2 separate regions of the Homo sapiens genome follow, and region 2 is linked to region 1. A link is an interaction called in ENCODE POLR2A ChIA-PET data of the cell type or tissue named here. Cell type or tissue: B cell. All regions are shown on one strand. Each heading gives the region's core, and the rest is flanking DNA. Links, peaks and the distances in the headings are about the cores only. Region 1 overlaps UGCG (UDP-glucose ceramide glucosyltransferase). Region 2 has its middle 6.1 kb from the start of SUSD1.

The links. Peaks named below come from ENCODE experiments on the same cell type or tissue, not always from the same donor. Only the 100,000 strongest peaks of a DNase experiment are listed, where the experiment ranks them.
Region 2: POLR2A ChIA-PET joins it to region 1 with 15 read pairs; 2 of 35 experiments call an interaction of 5 or more read pairs at or near these places.

The regions. Positions count from the first base shown.
Region 1 is chr9:111,925,117-111,928,033 of GRCh38, reverse strand. UGCG (UDP-glucose ceramide glucosyltransferase) reads right to left here. Exons shown (of 9, transcript NM_003358.3): 5 at 1,538-1,650. Among named protein-coding and RNA genes, the nearest start is that of MIR4668, 5.5 kb to the left of the region's middle. RefSeq lists a silencer at 1,237-1,396. In B cell, for the core only: no CTCF peak of the experiment used is centred there; a DNase peak (open chromatin) is centred at 1,293; H3K27ac peaks cover 1,940 bases.
Region 2 is chr9:112,179,931-112,182,847 of GRCh38, reverse strand. No RefSeq gene overlaps it. Among named protein-coding and RNA genes, the nearest start is that of SUSD1, 6.1 kb to the right of the region's middle. RefSeq lists an enhancer at 1,650-1,799. In B cell, for the core only: no CTCF peak of the experiment used is centred there; a DNase peak (open chromatin) is centred at 1,637.

The DNA.
Region 1 (2,917 bases), core at 179-2,678:
ACAACAAATTTTTCCTCCCAAATGTTTAACAGTACAGGAATGATTAACTCAAGCATAGGACACACATACGATGGCCTATGATACAGCCAATAAAAATTACTTTTATGAAAAGCTATTAATGATATGGGAAAAGCTTACAAAGTCACAAAAATAAGATACAGATTATTTTTAGAATACTATCTCAACAATGTTTTCTAAAGGGCCCAGAAGGGGGTGGTGGGGGAAATAAAGACTCCAAAGTGTCCAAATGATACAATGTTTATTTTTAAAACCAGAAACTTCCTGCCGGGCGTGGTGGCTCACGCCTGTAATCCCAGCACTTTGGGAGGCAGAGGAGGGTGGATCACGAGGTCAGGAGATCGAGACCATCCTGGCTAACACGGTGAAAACCTGTCTCTATCAAAAATACAAAAAATTAGCCAGGCATGGTGGCGGGCACCTGTAGTCCCAGCTACTCAGGAGGCTGAGGCAGGAGAATGGCGTGAACCCGGGAGGCGGAGCTTGCAGTGAGCCGAGATCGCGCCACTGCACTCCAGCCTGGGCGACAGAGCGAGACTCCATCTAAAAAAAAAACAAAACAAAAAAAACAAAAAAACCCCATAAACTTCCTGTAATTGTTAGGGTTCTAGGTTGTTGGTTTTTGTTTTTTTGCATCTTATACTTTTCCATTATTTATAGTTTCCTATGGATGTTACTATTTCTAAGTTGGAGAAAAAATAAAATGAAAACATAAGTTTCTCAGGTAATTATTAGAAATATGTTTTAAAAGGACATCAAATAGGTTTTATAAGGACTTGTATGAATACATTTTCTTTTGTGTATATTTGAAATACTTTGTGGTATTTTAAAAAGGTTCTTTTGAGGGCTGGGCGCAGTGGCTCATGCCCGTAATCCCAGCACTTTGGGAGGCTGAGGCAGGCAGATCACTTGAGGTCAGGAGTTTGAGGCCGGCCTGGCCAACACGGTGAAACCCCATTTCTACTAAAAATACAAAAGTTAGCCAGGTGTGGTAGCACACCTGAAATCCCAGCTACTTGGGAGGCTGAGGCAGAAGAATCGTTTGAACCTGGGAAGTGGAGGTTGCAGTGAGCCGAGATCGTGCCACTGCACTCCAGCCTGGGCAACAGAGCAAGGCTCTGTCGCAAAAAAAAAAAAAAAAAAAAAAAAAAAAAGGCTGGGGGGAGGGGGCCAGCGGTTCTTTTCAGATCGAATGTTTGAAAGAACAATATAAAGAACTGAACTCTAGAACAGGAAGTGAATACTACAAGGCAAGAGGTTAGACTGTGTTCAGCTGGCAATAAGACCGCAGGCATTTCCTGCGCACAGCTGTTCACTGCCAGGGTACAGTCAGGGTCCCAAGAATTTCCTCACTAATGAAAACAGCTGCTCTCAACTCAGGGCTTCTAGAACACAGCAGGTTCCCAAATGGACTTAATACAGTTAACTTGAGATACCTAATTCCAGCTCCCATAGTCTCAAGCTTCTGGGAAATGAGGGGTCTGATACTATGAACATGATTTATAACCACCATACTCACCTGCTCTAAGGTGGCAGCAAAGCCCTGTCTGTCTGCTACGTAAGGCAGCCCGTGAACCAAGCCTACTTTTTCTGTCATTTGATTCACCATGTCAGTAAGCGTATCTGGAATTACTACAATTTAAAAAAAAGGCAGAGAGGGGGAGAAAAGAAAATTTGTTTTTAGTAGAATGCCCATTAATATAAAATATATTTTGTGAATTGTTATTACATTCTTAATAAAATACATTATTTTAAACATATGGATCTAATAAAATGAATCTCAACCACCTTTCTGAGGAGAATACAAAATTTCAAAAGGGCCTAATTCTCGAAAGCTAATTTATACATTTTTTAGCCCAGTATATACCTACTATGTACCAGAGGCAGAATATACTTTGAAAAAGTTACCCCCTGTTGGAACTTCTAATTTGGAATAAGGACAATCTGTCCTAGTGGAAAAGGCTCAGGAGCAGAGGCTAAAGGACCTCAGTTCTCGTGCTGGCTTCTCTACTCTCCAACCATAGGAAATGAGACTATTTTCTCTGTGAGTATCAGATTTCCACACAGGAATGGAACGTGATTATATTGAACAGAGATCTGTACACTGAAAAACATATGATAGTAAATAATTTAAGATAGCAAATATGAAGAATGAACATCATCTCTGACCAGCTGATAGATCTGTAATGGTCTTGATTAACTCATAGGAGTGCAACATTTATGTTCATTTTCTAATTTGCATTTTAAGCTAATAAAAAATTTAAATTATTGCCCAATCTTTAGCAAACATCTCATATCATTTTTACATGACCTTATTTTTCATTTCCTCCAAGTCTTTAAGAACTAAATCTACCGTATAAAGAAAAGTTGTATTTGGACCTTAAATACTCATTCTAGGTCAGTGCTTCTCAACTGGGGGCAATTCTGCCCCACAGGGGACATCCGGCAACATCTGAAGATATTTTTGCTTTTACTACTGAGAAGGGGGTACTACTGGCATCTCATGGTAGAGACCAGGCATGCTGCTAAACATCCTACAAGACAGCTCCCACAACAAAGCCTAAAATGTGAACAGTATTGGGGTTGAGAAGCTTAAGGCAATTAGAATATAAGAAAATATTATAGAACACTGAAACTATTATGAGTGTTCGAAAATGCAAGTTATAATTTCAGTATATGAAAGGCTTCTTGCTAAAATCATTTAAGTAAAAAGTCATGTGTATAGTCCGATAAGTGTATGTGTTTTAGTAAAATATGCACCTATTAATTTCTGTCCCTTTGTGAGACGGTGTATTACGCAAGCCGAAACACATTAAAGATAAGTGTCAGGCAAACAAGGGAAAAGTTACACCCATGGGAAAGCTTGCAGATTATATAATGAACCACAACCATTTTTAAT
Region 2 (2,917 bases), core at 192-2,691, 250 kb before region 1:
TTGAGGAAAACCAGCAGAAGAAGAGTCATCAAACTCAACAAGTAAATGAACAACTTCCTGATAAAACAGAAGTCATTACAACTACAGAAAAAAAAAAGCCATTCTATACAAAGAAGCAGAGTTCTTAGAAATTAAAAGCATGATTGCTGATATAAAAATATTTCAGCAGATGAAATGAAGAGCAGAACGGCATGGATAAGGATCAAATTCATGAACACAAAGTTCACTAAATTGAGTTATGGCAATCTCCCACATTCAGTAAATGAAGGCAAAGAAAGTAAAGAGTCAAAGAAAAATACTAACAGCCATGGAGGCTAGAGGCAAGTGTTAAAAAATTCCCAGCCAGGCATGGTGGCTCACATGTGTAATCCCAGCATTTGGAAGGCCAAGGAGAGAGGATAGCTTGAAGTTAGGAGGTTGAAGGCAGCCTGGGCAACAAAGTGAGACTCTATTAAAAAAAAATTCCCATGCATTCCAGAAGGGATAAATAGAAATAATTGAGGGAATGAAAGAATCAAATAATTAATAGAAAAAATGTCTTTCCTGTAGAAAGCCTTAATTCTACAAATTGAAAGGGTCCATTGAGTGCTAGGCAAGAATAATGAAACATTATATCCTCATGAAATTTCTGAATTCCCAGGATAAAGAGAAAATCCCCCAAAGCTTGGTAGATATGATAGGAGAATGACATGTCACCTATAAGGGGTTGATAACCACAGTAGCATGGGACCCTCCATCTGCAGCACTCCATCTGAATCTGGAATTCTAGACCACATTAACCTATCACTTAATTATTTTGAATCCAGAATTCTATATTCTGTTAATGTATAATTAAATTATGGGGTTCGGTGCGGTGGCTCATGCCTGTAATCCCAGCACTTTGGGAGGCCGAGGCAGGCAGATCACTTGAGGCCAGGAGTTTGAGACCAGCCTGGGCAACATAGCGAAATCCTGGCTCTATTAAAAATACAAAAATCAGCTGGATGTGATGGCGCATGCCTGTAATCCCAGCTACTTGGGAGGCTGAGGCACAAGAATCGCTTGAACCCAGGAGACGGGGGTTGCAGTGAGCCAAGATTGGGCCACTGCACTCCAGCTTGAGCGACAGAACAAGACCCTGTCTCCAAAAAAAAAAAAAAAAAATTATGAGGGCAAAATCAATATGTATTTGGACTTGCAAAGATTCGAAGTTTACCACCCAGGAATACTTTCTGAAACAGATACTCAAAGACGTCCCCAAAGAAGGTGAAGGAGGAGGAGAAGTGGGAAAAGAGGAAGACATAGGACATGAAAAACAGTGGCGAGCAAAGAAACCAATAGAGCTTGTAGCTAAGTCCATTGCAAAATAATTGAGTAAAGTATTTTTGTTTTGAAGATTGCACTATTTGCCCAGGTCGATGATACGGGTCTTCACTGTGAGCTGGTCTCTCTATCAGTGAAGGTCTGGAACCATCCGCCTTCACAGCTGTTGTGGCTTCCTCAGCGACTGTGCTGCTCATTGCTGATTTGGTCCCCACTGCCTGGCCTGCTTCTCCTTAGGGCTGTGGGTGGCTGATCCTGGGTCCGGAAATGGGCTGTCAGCAGGCTTCCTTTCAGGGTTTGTGGAATAAAAACACCAACAGCTGAGGCTTTTGCAAGTGAGGAAGGTGATGCTGTGTGTGTGTGTGTGTGTGTGTGTGTGTGTGTGTGTGACAGAGACAGAGACTGGGTGACACAGCCTGTCTCACTTGGTGTTGTCTCCACCACCTGAGGTCGGGGGAGGATAGGTGAATACTAAGCCTGCTGCTCCTTGAACTTGTCTGTTGCAGTGTCTGAAGTTTGCTCCCAAATCCAAGTCCAAATCTAAATCTTGCTGCTGCCCCAGCTTCTGCTGGGGGGATCACAGGGTCTCTTGAGTCCATTACAGTGAGGAGAGAGAGCACTATTGTAAAAATAGGGAGTCCAGGACTTGTCCCCTAAGCTGAGCTGTCCCTTTCCACCCATGCTTGTTTTGCTTTTCTGAGAATACTAGCGTTTTGGGTAAATTACACACTGGTTGTAGCACAGCCACGTGCAGCAGACAATAGTGCACTTGTTGCCCAAGGTCTACACACTAACTCCAGGTAGGGTGTTTGATGTATGTGTGTGTCTAAAGGGAGGGAGAGGTATGCTGGAGAAGGCAGAGTAATCCTACTGTTTCTCCAATAGCAGCAAAGTATCTGAGAGTCATTAAGCTTCAAAAAATGAGAAGTTGGCCTTTGTTTGAGTTAGAGACTTCATCAGAAGGGCATTTCTCCAGAGGGACAGGTCCTTCTTATCAGCCTTTACAAATCTGCTTGAGATGATGACTCCATTCTGGGAGGGGTAATGTGGCTTCTTTGAAGGTGGCCTTGGGGTTTTCACAGATGTCGAGTCAGCCAGGGTTAGATGAGGTGGGGGTGGAGCAGACTGTTACAGAGGGACTGTTACTTTGTTTCAAACACACAAGTTTTCAGCCAATATACTTCAAAGGCTTCAAATATTTAAATTATTTCTGTTAATGCAAACTTCAGGCAGTAAGTGCAACCCCAGAGTATATTAAACTCATTACAATTAGATATTCAAGCCATTCCTAAAAAACCCACATATAAACAATTTATTTACAATTTATGGGAGGCTGGGGAGGGAGGATTGCTTTTGCCCAGAAGTTGAAAGTTGCAGTGAGCTGTGATCACGCCACTGCATTCCAGCCTGGGCGACAGAGCAAGACTCTGTCTCTAAATAAATAAATTAAATTAAAAACAAAAATAACAATTTGCAAGCCTGCCAGGAGCTGTCCCAAAGCAGTCTCTGTAATCATTTATGGTCAGGAGTGTGGTAAGCAAGAATGGATTTTTTTCCAGGAGAGTCCCAGGATATTTAGTATCCAATCTCCCTCCTCGATTCTCCTTCTGGCCTT